Regions from separate parts of the Homo sapiens genome. Here region 2 is linked to region 1. A link is a loop called in an ENCODE intact Hi-C map of the cell type or tissue named here. Cell type or tissue: GM12878. All regions are shown on one strand. Each heading gives the region's core, and the rest is flanking DNA. Links, peaks and the distances in the headings are about the cores only. Region 1 has its middle 49 kb from the start of LMO4. Region 2 overlaps LINC02801 (long intergenic non-protein coding RNA 2801).

The links. A loop is a pair of places that touch in the nucleus more often than their neighbours do. Peaks named below come from ENCODE experiments on the same cell type or tissue, not always from the same donor. Only the 100,000 strongest peaks of a DNase experiment are listed, where the experiment ranks them.
Region 2: it touches region 1 in a loop (5-fold over the local background); 3 of 110 quality-filtered maps call a loop at or near these places.

Annotation. Positions count from the first base shown.
Region 1 is chr1:87,274,953-87,285,618 of GRCh38, forward strand. No RefSeq gene overlaps it. Among named protein-coding and RNA genes, the nearest start is that of LMO4, 49 kb to the right of the region's middle. In GM12878, for the core only: a CTCF peak has its summit at 5,393; no DNase peak of the experiment used is centred there.
Region 2 is chr1:87,220,871-87,231,536 of GRCh38, forward strand. The region is part of intron 2 of LINC02801 (long intergenic non-protein coding RNA 2801); the gene reads left to right. Among named protein-coding and RNA genes, the nearest start is that of LINC02801, 14 kb to the left of the region's middle. In GM12878, for the core only: no CTCF peak of the experiment used is centred there; a DNase peak (open chromatin) is centred at 5,204.

The sequences.
Region 1 (10,666 bases), core at 1,752-9,751:
AAGTGGGTGATTTGTTCTAGGCCCAGACATGTACATAAACGTGTGAGTGCGCATGTGCACGTGCCCGTGTGTAATATTCAAATCCACCTCAAGGCAAGATGCCAGGAGCGGGTATGGAGGTCAGTGCCTGTGAGTTGCACGTTTCTTAATAATGAGAGCTCTCCCCAGCCTGGGGCCCCTGCTCTCCGCCCCTTTGGGTTCAAGGGCTGCTCTTCCAATTCTGACCACCCAGTGGTGTGAAACTAATGATTAACCCTTTGGCACCAGCACTGGAGGGTTTTCTCCACTAATTGGTAATGCAAAACCCATTAGTGATTATTGTGGGGATATTCCGAGTCCAGATGTCAGAAGGCTAATGAAAAATTAAGTATTGTATTTTGCTGGAGGGGATTAAAAATTTTAGGAGGGGTGATGATGTCTTTTTCTTCTTTCTGCCAGCAACTGAGATTGAACATCAAGCTATTGTCCTCCATGAGCTGGTTGGGCTTTATCTGGAAGGTCAGAAAAGTTTTGCCACCAGATCCAAACAAATACCATCTAGAACTATCCTTCACAGTTCAGAAATGGAGATGGTTCCCAGGGGTCATGTAAAAAGTGAATTTAATTGCCCAATAATTGTAGGCATTTTGCCTGTAAATATATTTGTTAATTGAAAAAATATATATATTTTTGCTATATTTAGGCTCCTGGAAATGGATAAGAGGGAAATTTATTGGAGAACTTTATTTGGACTTGAGGACCTATTTGTGCAAGTCCATTCCTTATTAATAGGTCTTTGTTTTCGCTGTAAGCCACAGACAGGGATTTTGAGAAACATACTCATTTTCTTCTAAGTTATATCAGCATAGTAATCTCTCTTGGCTAAAAACCAGCTTCCATTTGCATGTTTAATAAAAATATAACACTAATATCATATTCAAAACTATTTTTTCCTTTTGGGCAAAGCCTTCAAAATAACCTGGTTCCTTATATCTACCGTAAATGCTGTTTATCCTGGGTTGAAGTCTTTAATATAGGAAGAGAATGCTAAAACAGCTTGATTACTCTTTCCTTCTTCTATCAGTCACAAACCATCTCTCTTAATTTTGGTGTAAGGACATTTACATAACCAGGGAGAGGGTCCTTTAACTACATTTCTATTATGCTTGGCACTTGTGTGAAAGGATATTATATTCATGTGCATTAGAGATTGCTTATAAAAGATCAAGACAATAATAGCCGATCAGACGATAAAGGTCTCTTTTCTCCTCCCAGACAGGCTGTCTCTGACAGAAGAATACAGTTCATCAAAAGTGTCTGCAGGTTGTCAAACTCAGAGAGGTTTGGGGACCCTCTGAGGCTGTCGTGGTCAACAAGAAGATTTTCTGTTGGGCTTTTCCATCACTCACCCTGAGGAAATAATCACTCACTACATTCTGCATGTTCTCATGATAGAGTTCTCCATTTGAGAGAAAAGAGCCATTTTATCAAAGGACAATATAGCCCTTCTCTGGGTCCACGTAGCTTCCATTATCAGACCATAATAAATCATATTTATGTTCCCAGTTAATAAGACTGATTACAACACAGGTTCCAGACATGGGAAAAGCAAAGCAGGTGAAAAGATGTTTTAATGAAAATATGATAAGAAAACAGCTTCTTGTGAACATTCTGTGCTATTATTTGTAATGATTACAGACAATTTTTGATGCATCTTGTTTAGCAATGGTTTAAGCTGCATAAATTGGCTCACTGGTAGATAAGTAAAAATGATAAGAAAAAATCATGAAATCTTCTTATGTTGTCTAGAATCATTATGTACATAACAAGGGCAAAATGGGTTTAATGTATATGCTGGGGATGGAGGGGAAACAGGCTTCTCAGAAAAGCATGGCTTGGGTATTATTTGAAATGATTTAGAAATTTTCTCCTCATCTTGCTTATTAAAGATGTGTTCTCCCTGAAATTTGGGGGTGCTAGGCATTAATTTCATCTTTGTAAATGAATCTACAGCTCTACTTCTTTTATCCAATCTCAAAGTTGTTGTTTTTTTTTCTTGCTTTCTTTTTTTCCCTTCTTGGACCTCAGTACAAAGAGACAAAGAGATATATATTTCCTACTCAATGTTTGTGCACACTTGCCATTAGTGCTAATGGGAATTAAGTGCCTGCTTGGGAGGAAAACAGACCCCAAAGTTTAATATTGGAAGCTACCTTATTAAGAAGGTCTGGACATTTTTAGCTTCAGTGAGTTCAATTACATTAAAGTACCAACTTTCTAAATTAGTACAAAAAAAAGAAAAAATCATATAAAATATTGAAATAGCTTCAGCCTTTAACTGTATAAAACAGAAGAAGAGCATCTGAAGGCGAGGACTCAGGGTGTGTCGTATGGCTTGTTTGTTCATATTAATTTACCAGTTTGATAGTGTAACACATAACAATTTCAGGTTAGCACCCAGCACTTGGAGTAATTCTTTCCACTGTTCGTTTGTGGCTTTGATGAGAATTTTGTTGTCCTTGGCTTTGGGGTTTCTAAAAAGGCAAATGAAGCTTCCTGGAGTCCATGTTATTCTGAGAGTGGCAATCTGAAATTTTAGATTAGCACAATTCAGATTCAGCAAGTGGTTGGGATATTTTATTTATTTTGGATGGGGAGTGCAGGGGTGGTTGGTATCTTTCTCACATATACATGTAGGCCTCACAGTGTGCACCTGTGAGGGATTCCTTAATAATCTGCCCGTGGAATAACCATTGTTATGAACTGAAGAAGAGAGTATTCTCCATAATACAATTGTCATGGCTGTACTGCTAGAAAGGCACAGGGATGGCATTGCAAACCCTTCTTGCCAAAAGAAAACACCACTCAATATCTCCCAGACAATTTTGCTCAGAGATTCTTGGATTCTACTTTTTCTAAGGCAGTTTGCACTAAAGTTAAATATTGGGAGAGTGGATGAGATTCAGTCCCCTCCTCCTAGATCATTGCTTTCTTTGTTGGCAATTTCTCTTTGTTCTATTTTAACATGAATAAAAGAGGGGAAGGGCGATTGGCCCCACGTCATTCACATTGTCTGTTTTCCATGGAAATAACTGTCAGGACTTCTACTGCATCTTCCTTTGCTTTTTAGCTTGCGCTCCATTTTTCTTTTCATAGGTTGACCAAAAAATATTGCCTGCAAGAGAATTCCGTAATGCCACCATATATCTAATATCTATGAGGCGTTTTGTTTTAGCGTTACTGGACTTAACCACAAAAGGCATTTGACATTGATAAAGAATCTGTCAAGTCTACCCTGATCAGTGCACTGAAATCACTCATGACAGGGAAGACACCAACTCCCCAAAGCAGTGGTAGATTAGGGGAAAAATGATCAGAAGCTTTGTCATTGTGAAGCCATCTCATGTTGGACCCTACACTGAGCCAAATGTGTTTTACTTGTCACACTCCATTAGCATGTGTGAAACAGTTGGGAAAATGGCCATATGATTAGACAGAAGGAAACCCAAATTCTTCATATCGGGACTTGTTACCACTGAATAATGTCTTTGCAGGAGGGATTGGTTTAGATTTTGTTAATTTCTTGTGTGATGAAAAATAAATGGCATTTATGGATAGACTCTACAAAAGTTGACCACAAACAGTCCCTCTAAATCTCCCCTGTGTTAAACATTTATAAAAGAAGATGTGTTGAAATCCACAATTTTACTGGCAAAACGGTCACTGATATCAGACTCCTAAAATTTGCTCCCTCAACACCTCCTCACCATGGGCACCAGGAGATTACATTTGCCCAGAGCTGAGCATCTTTCTATGGCTAAGAAAAAGCAGAGGACTGGTGTCAGATGAGGACTTCCCTCTGGAGTAATTCTTACCTGAACAAAATCCGAATTTATGTAGATATTTTCTGCTAAAAAATTGTTGTTGTTGCTTTGTTTGTGTTGAGAGAGAATGTCAGTGAAAAGATGACTTTAAGGATGAGAAGATAAGAAAGACTTGGATACAAAGGAAATTCCAGTAATGCTTAAAACACCATGACCTCAGCACTGTAAGGAAAGGACAGAGTAGGCGGTATTTTCCTCTTGGGGCCAATCTGTTGAAAACTCACATAGAATGAAAGAAAATCTATTATGGGAAAGAAAGATAGCTTTCTTGAATACTGCCTGTATAATTACATATGTATGAGTGTTACAATTCCTGAGAATGAAATCTCATTCCACATATGATTGGGGAATTATTAAATGTTGACTATTAAATATTTTAGTTAGTTTCACACTGTGTTTATTTCTCCAGAATGATGAATATGCAGATTTAAAATTGAATTTCTTCGTCCCAAGAAAATGATGAAGCCAAGTCCTTGACGATGTCTAGCTTTTACAGATGGGCCCTCAGACAGGGTGACTAACCACAGCAGGCAGCCCATGTGTCAAGAAAAACCACGCCACCTCCCACCTCTGTGAAGGAGGACCATTTAGATTGGGAAACTGCCCTAATTCTGATGATGGTCCCTGGGTATTTGTGCAAAACTATGGCCTGATTTAGTTACTGTGGGTAACAGTTACCCAGCCCAAAACCCAAGCACAGGCAGAAAACAGATATTATTTCTAATAGCAGGAAAGGGCAAGGACAAACAAAAGGGCACAGGAAAGAGGCTTCCGCCCCTGGACAGACCAGCGTGGTGGGCAGTAATTAGCACAAAACACCCACTCTGTGTTTTTCTTGAGCCTGTTCAGCTTGTCTGGCCCCCAGAGCTTCATAGTTGGTCCAAGAATTCAATGCAGTCCTCCCTTGTGACTACACAGAATGTGTTTGCAGTGTTGAAGGCCAGCCCAGGACTAATTTTGAAAAGTAAATCTGGGAAACAGCTTAATTTCATTTCCCTAGAGATTTTTCTGGGACAAAGTTAGAAGGGAAGACAAGTTGAATAAAATAGCAGTTAGAGGCAGAGGCTACTTTGAGCAAAAGTCTCCTACACTCTCCTTGCTCCTCAGTTCCTGTACTATGTAGGAAGTTTAATACGTTTTCAGTAAATGGTGGTAGTTTTTGATGCTACACTACAGTGTTTTACAACCCTTGTGATGCAGGTATAAACTGCAGGATCTTTAATTAAAGTGGTCTCTTAAATACTCAGAAGAAAGTCATAATCAAATGTACACAGGTGACTTGTGCTTCATAATTCTACACAAAGCACCTACTATGTGTTAGGCCTTGTGACCCATAGACTAGGCCTCCTAGTCCTGGGCTCTTACTACTACTACGCCACACACTGCTGTCTTGGTAGAACTGACAGAGCTAGTGACCCAAAGTCAATGCTGTTGACTTTGTAGGTCTCAAGTTAAAAACAGCAATTTTGGCAGAAACTCTAAAATAGGAATATAAGTGAAAGATGTACTTAACTTACCAAGAGGTGTCAGTATAGAGTCGTGTATACTGTAAGAGCATGAGCTTTGAAATGACATATTCTGGTTCAAACCCTGACTCTACTGTTTTCCAGTTAGTTTGTTACTTAATCACTCTCAGCTTCAATTTATTAATCTGTAAAATGGGTATAATAATACTTATTTTCTTACCATTGTTGTGAGGATTAAATGCATGTGAACAGCTGGCACAGTCAAAGCCAGATTAAGAGCTGGCCATCAGGGCAGCTGCCTGAGGGTCTATGGGTCCATGCTGAAGGGAGACCAAATACCCCAGGAATAAATTATAAACATGGTGCCAGTAACTCAGGTGTCTACACGTCATCCTGGCGAAATGGAATTGGCTCTGTCCTGCCGGAATAGACAGCCCCTTGGAATAGAGAAAAAAACTATCCTGATTGGCCAGTGTGGCTGAGTTGCATGGGACACATGCAGGTTCTGCCACCACCCAGCCTGAAGCTGGAAGTCATAGCCAGCTGAAAATCTAAAACCAAATGATGCCGGGCTTATGGCTGTATTCTGGAGAATTATGCTATTATCTAAATTAGAATCCTGATACTAGGCTTCCCAAACGGGGTTGTCTGCTTTTAAAGAATCATAACAGAAAACAAGAACAAAAACACGGGAAACATTCTGTCAACATGAAAGTCAGAGAAATTAGATTTTTAAGCAAAATTTGAACAAGATTTTACAACTCTATCAGTATGTTATCTTAATGCTTTGAAAAGAACACTATTCAGTTGTGAGAGTGAAATAAGTGAAATGGAAGGCAATTTTAATTAAGTCAAAATGTTTCAGTACATGAAATAAGTCTCTTATTTTGAACATCAAGATCGATGAATATGAATTATATTAACAGAAAATCAGTTTCTCTCACCCTCAGAAAACGACTGTTGGTCAATAGGATATTGGTTTGTAGTGACACCAAACGGTGAGCCAACCCAAGCTGCCCATATTCTGTCTGGCCCTGAGCGCAGTGCCTGCCACACAATGACTGTCAATAAGCATTTGCTATTAGAATATAAGCATTTGCAGTTACAGCAAATTTTAAAGGGTCTGATTATGATTTCCTGAGAAAATGTTGAGTAGGTGACTTGAGGATTTCAAACCTGTGACACAAAAACAAAGGAAGAAACATCTGTTTTAAGTGTGATTCTTGGAACTTCTTGGCTGGTGTGGCCCCTGCCTCTCCCATCCTTCTTTCCTCTACTCCTTTCTCCTTTATATTCTTCCTTGTCAGCTCCTGTCTCACTTCATGCTCTTCTACACAGGCCAAGCACCTGACACCTTGCATGGTGCAGGCCTCAGACGTGCCAGCTTTCTTCTCCCTTCTATTCTCCTCTTCTCCCCCTATCCCACCTTCCACAAAGTATAACAGTGATGGTTAATATTAAGCGTCAACTTGATTGGGTTGAAGGATGCAAAGTATTGTTTCTGGGTGTGTCTGTGAGGGTGTTGCCAAAAGAGATGAACATTTGAGTCAGTGGACTGGGAGAGGCAGACCCACCCTTAATGTGGGTGCGAACCATCCAATCAGCTGCCAGTGTGGCTAGGATAAAGCAGGCAGAAGGTGGGAGATGCCAACTTGCTGAGTCTTCTGGCCTTCATCTTTCTCCCATGCTGGATGCTTCCTGCCCTCGAACATCAGACTCCAAAATTGTGGCTCTTGGACTTTTGGACTTACAGCAATGGCTCTTGGGCCTTCGGCCACAGACTGAAGGCTGTACTGTCAGCTTCCCTACTTTCAAGGTTTTGGAATTGGGACTGAGCCACGACTGCCATTCTTGCTCCTCAGCTTGCAGAAGGCCTATCGTGGGATTTCACCTTGTGATTTTGAGTCAATTCTCCTTAATAAACTCCCCTTCATATATACACCTATCTTATTAGTTCTGTCCCTCTAGAGAACCCTAATACAATACTACTCACTACCCTGTAGAATAGTGAATGACTCAAGAGAAGGATCTTTCTTCTTTGAATTTCTGCATGAGACCTCTTGACAATGGTTTTATCTGGCTGTTCATGTAAGTGAAGTGAGGCTTGGTGGTAGAACGGTGGTGGCCTGGTGTCAGGAGGAGAGGGCTCTAGACCCACGCCTGCCTTAGCCAGCCAGTTCTTATTTAAATGTGGCAATTAAATGCATGTAAGAGGCAGATCTGGGCATTGAAATCTGCAGGAGCAACATAAGGAAGCTGGACTATATCTGTAGTGTTCAAACACTTTTAAAGGAGTAAAAACCTTTTTTACAAACACTATTTTTTGTGATATGCCTCTATACAGAGCAGATGTAGCAGGAGACATTCTGAAGAAGAACCGGGAGCTCAGAACTCATCAGCTCAACCTATTATGATCCGCCCTCCCCACCACTCCAGCTCCCCTCCCCCAACTCTTTGGTGGCTTCTCAGGAACTTTCAGGGAAATATCTGTGGACTAGATGATCTCCATGATCTATTTCTGGTCCCAGGTAACTTCCGTAGTGGGTAAGCTCCTTGAGGCAGGCATTGAAACTTACTTTTTCCAACTCCTGTTCCCACACGATCCCCTTAATGCTCAGCGAAATATTGGACACACATAAGCAGTTCATATTTATTTATCCTAGTCAACTTCCTGGTGATTAGAAAATAATTAGGAAAGTATTACTATATGCTTGTAGTTACACAGATTTAGCCTATTTATGCCAGTATTTTAGGGCTAGTTTAAGGTTTTAATTGTGAAATGATTAAAAAAAAAAACTGGGTGCAATTTCTTAGTAATGATACCTTTCACTCCCGAGTGTTCTGAGCATTGAATTAGTAGATATCTGCTGGGGTGGCTCTTGGTTCAGAGTTCCCCCATCTCTGGGACTGACACCAACAAGAGTTGCCATGGCTTTTTCCAAGCAGCGCAACCCTATCTTCTCCCCAAACCCTGCCTATGGTTTATTTGTCTAGGGATGGACACCCATCGAAAACAGGCCAATCAGAATCTTTCCCTGGGGTTTTCTGAATTGGAACCAAGAGAAGATTGCCTCTCTCCCTCTGATGGCAGCAGCCCCTGCATGCCGGATTCAGGGGCTTTCTGAGCTGTGATCCCCACCACATGAAGGCAGTCAGTCTGTGGAAGACAGCGAAGCCTTCCTCTGAGAAGAATGACAGAGAGTCATGGTGGTGTTTAAGCTTCACTTTCAAGTTGCTTCTGGGTCCCTGCTCTTATTCCTGATTATGGTCCAGTATCATTCTGAATCCCAGTGTGGCCTAAACTAGTTTGAATCAAGTTTCTGTCACTTACAACCAAAAGAATCCAGACTAATATAAGAGTCTTGCCTTCTTTGTGTTTCTTATCTGATTTCATATTAAGTTTATTCTCCATGATGTTAGTATTGAGATGTGCACACTTTCTGTGCCTCTACTTGATACTCAGATGGTTATCCATGCCAAGGCATGGCACGAGGAGGTCCTTGAAGACCTAAACTAGTTGTGGGTGACTGTTTTCTGCAAGACAGGTTGGAGCTTCTCCTTTGTGTTGGCATCATGTCCTCTAGTTGCCTCTTATAATATTTGTGAACAGCATGGTGCTCATCTGTCTGCTTTCTCTCCTAAGCTGTTTCTGAACTTCTCTGAGGACAGGGACAGTGTCTTATCAATCTCTATGAACAATTTCTAGAAATTTCATTGATTTCTGATTGATTACCTATGCCAAACACAATACCTGGGACATTGTAGGCACTCAATTTTATTTTTTATTTGTTTATAGCAAAATGTCTTGCCAGATAGTACAATCAGCTTCTCCTCACTTTTCTTCATTGAGGGGTTACACCCTCAATCACTGGAAATCACTGAGAGTAGCACCACCTCCCTCAAAGGGTAGGGGAGTCTGTCTTAGATGGCTAAAATGTCTTTGAGTCGCTGAAGGTGGTTTCTCTCCAAAGAGTGGGTATAAGGTGCCCTAGAGGTACGGAACTCAGCCTATCATAGGGAAAGTGAATAGCTTCAACATTTAGAAAAGGGGGCAGAGTACTTTGGATGTTTAAGCTTTAAGAGAAAAAAAAAAAAAACAAAGCAACTGAACTGCAAACGTAGAGCCCTGGGAAGGAAGGGAGAAGGTGGCTCTGGATCCCAGAGGTAGTACACAGTGGAACCAACACCAGCTCAGTGCCTCTGCAGCTAATGAGTACCCAGGGATGCCAGTGGGAAGAGCTGGGCGTTGGGAGCTGCATGGTGGGAGCAGAGAAGTGGGATATTCTTGGCTGCAGCCAGCACTGAGGAAATGGCACCATCCTTTCATGGAGAAGCCTGCCAGGCCTGTGCAGAGATCTGGACCAGTGAGGCAGTTTTCCCTAGGGAATCACTTTCACGTGACAGATGACGCAGCACTGCCACTCAGTCGAAACACTGTATGGTACAAGGAGCCAAGCAACAATGGAGGACTGAACAGGCTTCTGTATTTTTCCTGATCTGATACACGAGGCTGCAAGGACCTCCTGAACAGTTGGTCAGGGAGCAGGACAGTGTCCGAGAGACGCTGGAGCATCCTACTAATAAAGAGCCTCCGGCAATGAATTAGAAACAGTAAAAGTGCCATGACCAGATTCTGTATTCCATTTTTGAAAGACAGATAATACTGCCTACACATGGCATTTGGGTCCATTCTGATGGACTGTGTCACAAAACTTCAGTATGTCAAAAGGCCCCTGCTGGTCTGTTACAACATAGGAATGCCAGACGTTTACATAGGGTTCGTGTCTCACAGCAGTCCCGTGAAGATAAGCAGGGCAGTTAGCGCTATCTCCATTTCAAGGTGAAGAAATTATTGCTCAGAGAGATGGAGTGACTCGTTATTGTTAAAAGGACAGTTAATGGTAGAGCACTTTCCACTATGTGGAGGTTTCTCCTTCACCAGACAGTTAACAGATATCCCCCCAGTCCACTTCTATCTTCTATGGAATTTGGAAAACTGGGAGGCAATGTGGAGGGGTGGAGAGAACACTTGGCCCCTTGTCAAGCCATCTAGCTTCTGGTTCTACCCATCAGCTGGCTGGGCAGCAAGACGCAAGCTCTTTCTATGGGACCTTTAGGCTTTCTGTTCTTCATCTTGAGAGATAAGTCAAATGGCCTTGAAAGTCCTCTCTAGCATGAACATCTCTTGGATTTGTAGGTGCAAAGAGAAAGATATGGCTTCTAGGTGGGGTGGGACAACTAATTAATTGCTAGTTGCCCTCCAATTTTGAATCTCCCTTTATTTTTAAAAATAAACTTAGTCTTGGGATGGTTTTAGATTTACAGAATTATTGAAAG
Region 2 (10,666 bases), core at 870-8,869, 55 kb before region 1:
GCAGAAGGTGGCCACAGGGATATTTCATGCCTTATTCAGTGTTCACAGGTACACCTAGTGAGAACCCATGTCTTAAATTCTGTCCCTGAGTGTGAAGTTGAAGCAGAAGGCCCATTAAAAAGGGCCTTTAGGAGTGCTGTGGAGAGTTGATAAAGGTGTGAGAATCCTGCAATGGCTGACATCACAAAGAGAGAACTTGAGATCCCCTTTCAAGTCCTGGCTGAGGGTTTTGACTGGAAAAGCTGGTTTTAAACACTGACATTATGAATGCTTGGGATGTGAGTAAAACACCTGAAATTCTTCAGCCAGTTGTGAATAGAGGAATAGTCCCATTTTTTAATGGCTTGACTTAGTCACTGAAGGTGATTTCCTAAACCCCAGAAAATTGTTACAAACCATCAGACTGTGGGTGCCACAGCCCTTAGTCAGTAAAATAGCCCCACATGGTGGGAAAACATTCCAATCTCTCTCCAAAATGGGAATAAAGGCATTCAACAAAATTACTCGGACTTTAAAAACACAATACCATTTCTCACTTTGCGTTAGTGTAGTAACAAATTCTAATGGAGGTAATTCTCAAGTATGCAATTGTATAAACTTGCCTTCTGAATGGAAAGATTGGAATTTAGGCAGCTGACCCCTGGCGTGATGTTTATGATCAGATCCAAGACAGGGCTGTCTGCCTGTCATGTCCCAGTCGGTACCACCCTGCCCAGCATCTATGTTTGCTAAGGGTGTACATATACAGCAAGATCTGAATCAATGAAAACATATCCCATGTCTTTATGGAGTGACCCAGAAAGAATAGCGTTTATACTGACCAAGAATACGGTTCACAGAAGTTTAAGGAGATTTATTGGGCTGCCATTTACTAGCTGTAAAATCAGGATTGTGATAGTCTCTACCTCATAGAGTTGTTGGGAGAATCAAATATGATCACTGTCATAAAACTTTAGGCTAGAGCCTGACACTCAGCAAGTATACAGTATACACATAGGAAATGGTACTAGAACTTTTGTTAATACGTGATGGGAAGTTTCTATGGTGTGGAAAATTTTTAAATGAATGAAACACAGTCCTTTCTTTAAGAATCTCACTGAAGAGGGAGTAGAAGAAGACAGGTCAGTGGATAATTATGATATACAGGTCATAGTAAATACAATGTATAATAATAGGAGTAAATATTGAGTATTGCTTTAGGAGACGTGTCAGTGCTCTGACATAGGGAATCATTAAGGGTGAAAGGGCCATCTACTTGCATGAAGCCTGTAAATGTGAAAGACTAGGTCCTAGCAAGGCCAGCATTGCCATTCTGCTGTCCTAATGATGGATGGGGATTCGTGAGCAATTGAATTGAGCCACTGCCATTACTATTGATTTTTGGGATAGACTTCTCCATCAGAGCCAGTAGGCCACAGTCTGGGTCAGTGGCCAGACTGACATAAGTTTATGACCTTTCATAGGCTTCCCATGTGTCTCACCACACACCCATCTGCCCGGGGCCTAGGATCAAGCTGGCGGTAAAGGACTTGAGAAAATGAGGCTTGAATTAAGTGACCTCAGATCTAAACCAAATGTGGCTGGAACCTCTTTCTTGTTTTGAGAAGGATTTTTTGTTGTTGTTGTTGTTGTTATCAGAGCTTTGGAAGCAGTTTAATGAAGGGCGTAGATGTGGAAATGAGATGCATGTAGGTTTCAATAGTAGCTCCTATTGCCTTGCTCTTTGACCTTAAGAAAGTTTCTTACCCACTTTGAATCTCAGTTCGTTGTCTACCAAACAGGGAAAATGAAACCTACCTTATTAGGATTTGGGGGTTTTGTTGTTCATAACAGCTTCTTCAAGATATAATTTACATACTATATAACATTTCACCCTTTTAAAGTGATTTCAGTCAGTGATTTTTTAGTATATTTAGAGTCATGCAACAATTGCCACTATCTAATTCCAGAATATTTTCATCACCCCCATAAGAAACTCATACCCATTAATAGTCACTCTCCATTCCTCCTTTCCCCTATCCCTCCCAGCAACCACTTATTTCAGTTTCTCTGGATTTGTCTATGCTAGACATTTCATGTAAAAGAAACCATACAGTATGTGGTTTTTGTGACTGGCTTCTTTTACTTAACATAATGTTTTTAAGATTCATCCAATCTTTTACATGTATCAGTACTTCATTCCTTTTTATTGCTGAGTAATATTTCATTGTATGAATATACCATATTTTGTTTATCTATTCATCAGTGTATGGACATTTGGGTTTTCTTTGGCAATTATGGATAATGCTGCCATGAACATTTGTATACAAGCTTTTGTATTGAATTATCTATCTTCAAATCTCTTGGGTATATGCCTAAAAGTGGAATTGCTGGAACTGAAGGTAATTGTATGTTTAACTTTTTGAGAACCTATCTAATTATTTTCCAAAGCAGTTGTACCATTTATAGTCCCGCCAACAATAAATAAGAGTTTCCATTTCTTCACATCCTTGACAAAATTTGTTGTATTCTGTCCTTTTGATTTTAGCCATCTTGGTGTGAAGTGGTATCACATTATGATTTTTATTTGCATTTCTTTAACAACAAATGATATTGAAGATCTTTTGCGTGCTTATTGGCCATTTGTATATTTTCTTTGGAGAAATGTCTATTAAAATTCTTTGCTAATTTTTAATTGGGTTGTCTTTCTATTGTTGAGTTATAAGAATTATTTATATTCTGGATACAATTTCCTCATCAAATATATGATTTGCAAGTATTTCCTCCTATTTTATGGGTTCTCTTCACTTTCCTAATGGTGTCCTCTGTTGCCCAAAATTTCAAAATTTTGTTGAAGTTCAATTTTTCTGTTTTTTCCTTTTGTAGCTTGTACTTTTTGTGCCCTGTATAAGAAACCATTGCCTAGCCCAAGATTATAAAGATTCAGTCCTATGTTTTTCTCTAAGAGTTTCATAGTTTGATTCTTACATTTAGGTCTATAATCCATTTTGAATTTTTGTATATGGTGTGAGGAAGGGGTCTACCTTTATTATTTTGTACATATATGGATATGTCATTGTCCTGGCATCATTTGTTAAAAAGAATATTCTTTCCCTATTTAGTTATCTTGGTGTCCTTCATTAGGTTTGTAGTAATATATGATATGATCTATGTAAATTTCCTGGTATATGATAAGTTTCAATACATGGTAACTATTATTTTATTACAGTCAGCTTAAGATCTATTTAAGGTTTGCAAACAATAATAGCAATAGCAGGAGCTAACATTTTATTGAGTACTGCCTATTCACCTGGCATTTTCCTTCAACAAACTCAATCATGAGATCAGTACTATTTTAATCTCTTTTATTCAGATGAGGAAATTTGAACTTAGAGTGGCCAAAGAACTGATTCAAAGTCACACAAGTAGCAAGCCACAAAGTGGATAATTTAATTCAGACAGTCCTTGGTTGTGATGGAAATGAATCTCATGAGATATGAGTAAGAGGCTTGTTAGAATGAGAGAAACACAATGACGTGTCGAGTGACTAACACAGTTAACATGACTACTGCTAACAAGCAGTAGAAGGTGGCTAACAGCTAGATCATGTGGGTTTGAATCTTGGCTCAGCCACTTACAAGCTGTATGACCTTGGGCAGCTCAATTTGTTCAATATATAATGGGGCTACTTGGACTTCTTTTTGCATGGGCTTGCTGTGAGGCATCAGTGAGTTAATATGGGTAAAGCACTTAGAACAGTTCCTGGTAACATAGGAAGTGCTTAAAAATTGTCAGCTGTGACACTGATGCAGAGCTCTAAATCTGAGCCCAAGCTTGTGTTCCAGAATTTTTCCTACTCAGGGCTGGCTCCATAAGTGTCCAAACTATGCAACTGTATAGGACTCTGTGCTCAGAAGGGCCTTGGACTTGGTTTAATGTTCTGTTGTTAACATCTTGAACTTCTTAATTATTTTTGAACAAGGAGTTATTTTCATTTTGCACTGGGGCCCACAAATTATGCAGCCAGTCCTGGGCAGGGTGTAGGCCTGGCCAGACGAGTTCCCTCCTCCTAGTGATGCCTAGCACAACCCACGCAAGTTGTCTCTTCACAAACACTGTAGAACCTCCTTGGCTGCCCTGAGCTCCAGTGGATCTCAACATGGAGGATAGTGCTGTTAGGTTTAAGTTTCATGTCATCGAAGCCCACGCACATCTACTTGACATTCCTGGTTTATTACCCAAAAGTAAATGAAATGCATCGTGGGCCCCGAATCTTGCCTCTATTATTGGACTGAAAACCTCCATTGACTTCAGCTGGCAGCCGGCACCACTAATTGAGGACAGAGTTTGGCCCCGCGGGTTTTATATAGAAGATTTTTCTTTATTTCTTGTTTTCATGGTTGTGTGTTGTGGGCTGGGGATTATTTTTATGTTTTTCCACTTCCTGATTAGTTTTAGGACTTGTTTATTTGGAGACTGCTTTAATAAATTTGCACAGCAGGGTGAGTTATTAACAGAGTTGGTGTATTTAACCAGGAACTGCCTTCATTTCAGTTTGGTGTTTGGTGTTTGTTGTTTAACTTCAGTCACTTTGTTTCAGTACCAAACCTCTGCCAAAGATCACCTATCCTTGATCTACACACACCTTGGTGGTTTAACATAAGGGCAGAGCTCTGCTCCCCCAAGGCCCTGTACAGCTCACCACCACAGTGCATCCCCATTGCACTTCTAAAGTGTACTTGAGTTCAGATAATATTTTCTTATCTGCTTACCCCTCTAGGCTGTGGAGCCCAAGGTGGGGGGGTCTTGGTCATTGGTGGAGTTTCTGCGCATCGTACAGCTCCTGTTACAAAACCCTTCATTCGAGAAATATTTCCTGAGCATCTATTGTGTGCCAAATGCAGATGCAGATGTGACACAAGCAAGACAAATGGTCTCTGCTCTCAAGGGGCTTACATTCTATGGGTGAAACACAGGTACAGATAGGCAAAGGATTGTAGCAATAATTGTAGAGTGAGATTGTTATTAAAAATAAAAGTAAATAATAGAATACAGGGATACAGTGGTTTGTGGTGTGTGTGTGTGTGTGTGTGTGTGTGTGTGTGTGTGTGTGTGTGGTGGTGGTGGTGAAGGAAGGGCTCCCAGAGGAGATGACTGCTGAGTGGAGACCTGAGGCAAGAGGGAACCAGACATATGCAAATTGGCACTGCAGGCCCAGGGTGCAGCTGATGCAAAGGCCCCAGAGCTACGCTGGCTTGGCTTTGAGGAGCAGAAGGGAGGTAGGAACACAGTGAGCATGAGGAGAGTGTTCAGAGATGACCCTGGCCCTGGTAAGGAATTAGGTTTATTCCAAGGGCAATGAAAACCTTAGGGAGAAATGCTGCATTTTCAAAGAGCACTACGGCTGCTTTGTGGAAAAGGAGCTGTAGGTGGGGTGGGCAAGTTTGGGAGCAGGAAGATCAGGAAGGGGCTTTTGTGGTAATCTGTTGAACTGACTGGATTATTTCCAGAAAGAAACTGGGGCTTTCCTTGCTGAGGCTGGTAGTAGAAAGCGGAAGTGGAGTAGCAGATCAGGGTTCACAGCGTGTGGCTGAGAGCCAGGGTGACATTCCTCTGGACATTCTTCTGGACTGAATCCTTGCATCATCTACATTTAAAATGAACCTCAGAAGCCCTGGCCCTGTGATGCTGATGCTATTGAGGTTGAATTCTCAGGGAGTGAAGAAAGGGCTTGGCTGAGAACAGAGAGGGAGGAGTCCCACATCAAGGGATGACTTCACTAAGGAGGGAAACTGGAGAGAGGTGGGCATTTCCAGGCAGAACAACAGCGTGGCGGAGAGTGAGGGAGCTGACGGCAGGAGTGATAGCTGGTTTAATAGAGGGTGCGTTGCGGCGCTATCAGCAGTGTGGAGTGGGATGGCGAGGCTGCATGCTGGAACTTATTTAAAGAGGCTATTGTAAAAGTCTCTGAGCCAGTTAATTACCAGTTTTTGTTATGTCAGGAACTCCTTGAGTTAAAGCAGAAAGAAACCATTCACAAGTATGTTCCAGTTCTGTAGTTTAATGGGACATATAAAAAAAAATAAAAAACTGATATAATGATTTAGTTCATGGAAGGATTGAAAACCATCACAAGAAAAGCTGAAATTACATATTGTGTTCCATCTCCTCCTACAGAAGCCATTGAAATGGCTGCAGACTTAATTGGACTAATGACCCATTGCTGTTATGCACAACACTCTGTTATTCACAGAAAATTGACAAAGCCGTGGAAACGGTCCACAAATATGAACCCAGGTGAGCACAAAGACCCAGATGGGCTTTCTGAAGCACGTGTCCAAAGGTAAAAAGGAAAAAAAAGATGGAAGCAATGTGTACACACAGCTGGGAAGCCTTCTATGACTAGGTTCCAATCTTGTGGCCCAAGACCTGAGTGGAAAACAAATTAAAAAAAAAAAAAGAAATCCATATTTTCAACCTAAGACAAATTTTTGAAGGGTTGGGAGGTGCAGGTTCAGGATGAAGGGAAAGAGGAGGATTTTTAAAATGTGTATAACCTAAATTTATCAGGTAACAAGTGTAATTGTATAAAATGAACACTTGAGATAAGAGGAGGCAGACTGTGAATATCTTCTTCATGTCTAGTTTTATTTCTTGCTCACCTATTCTGGTTAACTCATGTCTCTGTTTGGGAATGCATCAAATCCCAAAAGTAGATCTCTGCAATGGTGGTTGGAGAAGACACATATTCATGGAATTTGCCTCCAGATTTTACTCACTGTTGTCACTGGAGTTAAATGGATTTAGCTTCTGGCCCTGGTTCTGGCACTTACAGGGGTGTGATATTGGACCGTTTCTACTATCTTCTCATCTATCCAATAGAGACAATGTCCCCTCCCCATGGATGGGCCCGGTACTAGGTGATGGGTGGCCCTGGAAGGATATGGAGGGTGCTGAGTAGGTTGCCTGCTGGAGGACCCTTGTGGGAACAGCTCGGCAGTCTGAGGCCACCTCTGCCAGCTGTCTCACAGAGCTCCTGGAGCAGCCCCTTTCAGCCAGCAGGCATGGTCCTGCCCCCACCTGAGACAGTTGGATTCTCAGCAAAATATACTTTATATTTTAATCTTGGTGGTTATATGAAAGAAAAACTGATAGGGGCTAAAGAGGAACAAGGGGATTTTAAATTAGCTTCCCAAAGAAGAGCTGGGTCTTGCTTTATTTTGTTGTTGTGAATCAGAGCGTCTTCTCTGAGGGGCCATCTGGGGGCCTGGGGAAGGTCTTTGCAATTTGCAATGAAAGGGTGAAAGTGCCATTAATAACTAGGCCTTCCAGGGAGTAAACAGAATGTCAGTGACAACTGCAGAGGATACTAAATGTGTCCGCCCTGGTGAAATGGAGAAGCAGCCCATAGGGTCCAGTTGAGGAGGATTGGGGGTAGAAAAGGGCATGAGACTCAATGGGAGAAAAGACAAAAGAGAAAGATGTGCCTGGGCAGAGGGGACTGAAGGCTAAGATGTAGAACCGTGAAAGCACTGTGCAGCCTATGGGGCCACTTCAGGGTGATGCCCGTCACCATGAGGCTCACTTTGTCCGCATGATTTGGTGATCTGACTGCAGAAGCATGCTTGGAGGGGTCACTTGCTCAGCCCTTGACCAGGAACTTAACTGAAAAAGTAGCAACTTTGTGATGACTGCAAATTCCAAAGAGAAAGAAAATGAGTGGAAATGCTTCAACAGGGAACGTAGAACTCTTGCTACAAATTTGACGCGTGTGGTAACCTGAGTAATGGTCCCCAGACACATTAACTTCTAATCTCTGGAATCTTATATGGTAAAAGAGGCTTTGCAGATGTGTTTAAGTCAGGGATCTTGAGATGGGGGAGATTGTCTTGAGTGATCAGGTAGGTTCTAAATGAAATCACGAGTGTGGCAGAGATTTGACTACAGAAGAGGAAGAAGGCCGTGTGATGATGATACAGGGAAAAAAGGTAACCCCTCACTATACAAGAATAAGTTTGTGTTGTTTTAAGCCACCAAGTTGGTGGTAATTTGTTACAACAGCCAGGGGAAACTAATATAGAATAATGTGTGACTTTGGCCTCACTAAGCCTCGGTCCCCCCAACTGTAGCATGGAGGTATTACTACTAATCCTTTCCCTCTCATGGGTTTGCTCTGAGGTTCAAATGAAACAATTTATGGGAGTGCTTGCTATTAATTATAATGCACTATATACATGTGAGTTAACAATGTTCTTGAAGGACACTCATGATGGTCGCTCTTTTTAACAATATGAATCCTGAGCAATGAGGGGATCAGTGAAAGTTAGAGGTGCTCCAGGATAGGGCAGATGACAGTGATGGTAGAGGGAGAGGAGAAAGAGATGGGAAGAGGGTAGACACTGGGGCTGAGGTACAGCCTTGCCACAGGATGCCCAGGGCCCAAGCCTGGCTGAGGGGAAGGTTTCCCAAGGTTTAACCTGGCACAGCAGCCAGGCTATGGCTTCAGATGTCTCCAGAGGAGTTCACCAGTCCTCAGGAGCCCAAGATTCTGTGTTGCTTGGAAAAAAAAAAAGGGGGTAAAAAGGAATCAGTGATCAGGGAGGTATTTTCTTAATTGGGGGCAGGGACAGGCAAAGCTTCCTTGATTAAAAGAGGCATCTTGAACTTCTGGCCCCCAGAATGGTCAGATAATGACTTTGTTCTCCACCCACCCCCCCCACCAAAAAAAGGAATTGCTGCTAGAGCACATTTGAAGACCTTGCAGAGCTGACCTGGGATACTGAGGTAGTTTCTTTCTTTCTTTTTTTTTTTTTATTTAATTTAAAGTTTCAGGATATATGTGCAGGACATGCAGGTTTGTTACATAGGTAAACGTGTGCCATGGTGGTTTGCTGCATCTATCAAGCCATCACCTAGGTATTAAGCCCAGCATGCATTAGCTATTTACCCTGATGCTCTCCCTCCCCCGCCCCCTGATAGGCCCTGGTGTGTGTTGTTCCCCTCCCTGTGTCCATGTGTTTTCATTATTCAGCTCCCACTTAAGCGTGAGAGCATGCAGTGTTTGGCTTTCTATTCCTGTGTTAGTTTTTAACTACTTCAGTTTTTAGGGGTCCTTGTCTATCCAAGACTTAGGCCTAACATTAATGATTGTGTTTATTATAACATAAACTCAGAGGGTTATTCCACTGGATATCTTGAAGTCACCCTATTACTATATGCCTTGTCAGTAACTTAAGTGAAATATGATGTTTTCTTTATTTATAGTTTAAACCCAGCCAGTACCCAGGAAGGTTTCATAACAGCTAGAATAACTCAAATATCATGTATAAGGCCTTGATTTCCCTTAGGATACTTTGTAGCTCTTCACAATATATTCTCCAACAATCCTGTGAAGTAGGTGGTTCATAACTTTCACTCCCGTTTTCTCTAATAAGTGACTAGTAGGGCTTTATAGGATGTTTGCTTTAATGAATGGCTGAGATCTTCAGGTCCTCTGTGTCCCAGTTAGCACTGCGACTTGGCTGTCTGATATGTAGGGTCATTGTCATCCCTGCATTTCATGCACAATCACAGGTCCTCTTCAGTAACCACTTTCTCAAATGGGCAATAATCCAATCCAAAAATGATCATGGTTTCACTGTGTCTTAAATGAGCAGGTTCTCATCTAAATTAAGGTTATCTATGGCAACAGAGAAAAAGGCAGGCACCACCGGCACAGAACTAGGTGATGGATGAATGAAGTGAGGGATTGGTTTTCCAGGGTTTGTCAGTTGTCTTGACAACAGTGTTTTACAGATGTGTGCATACAGATCTGCATGATTTAAAGCAATGAAGTCATTTTTGTATTTTCTCTTTTCATTCTGCATTTCCAGGAAAGGTTCTGTCAGTAGGCTCAGCTTATAGCCATAGGGGACTAACTATCAGATGTAGTTTCACTACTGTCTGGACTTGCTTCTGAGCTGCTTCAGAGAGAATGAGGTCCACACTTGCTGGCTCCATTTCTTCACCTCTCCTTCACGCCTCACTCCACCAGCTGCTCCTGAATCCACTAATGAAGTGGATTAATTGCCAAATCTGATAGACAATGTTTGGTCCTTACCTGATCTGACCTTTCTGAGGACTCTGACTCTGCCCGCCATGCATTTCCTTTTTCAGACTGTTTCTCTGTTGACTACCAGGACAGTGGTGTGCATTTTTGCCTATTTACCTCCTCCCTGCTGGGCCTCCTCTCTGTCCAACATTGTCCTCCCAGGGCTCTGAGCTCAACCCTTCTCTCTCCTCCCTCTGTACTCTCTCTCTGCAACTCACAAGCACAACAAGGTTTCAAACACCCGGGACCTGTGAATCTTTACCTCTAGCATGGCTCGCCCAGATGGGTTTCTCAACTGTCTGACCCTACCCCAGCCACTTACTCCTGTGCCCTTCCATTACCAACCCTGGCAGCTGTTCTATACTCTCAAATTACTGCCCCACTCTTGGCCCCCAGCTCCTATCTTTCCAGCTCATTCTTTTTTTTTTTTTTTTTTTTTCTTGAGATGGAATCTTGCTCTGTTGCCAGGCTGGAGTGCAATGGCCTGATCTTGGCTCACTGCAACCTCCGCCTCCCGGGTTCGAGTGCTTCCCCTGCTTCAGCCTCCTGAGTAGCTGGGACTATGGACATGTGCCACCATGCCTGGCTAATTTTTTT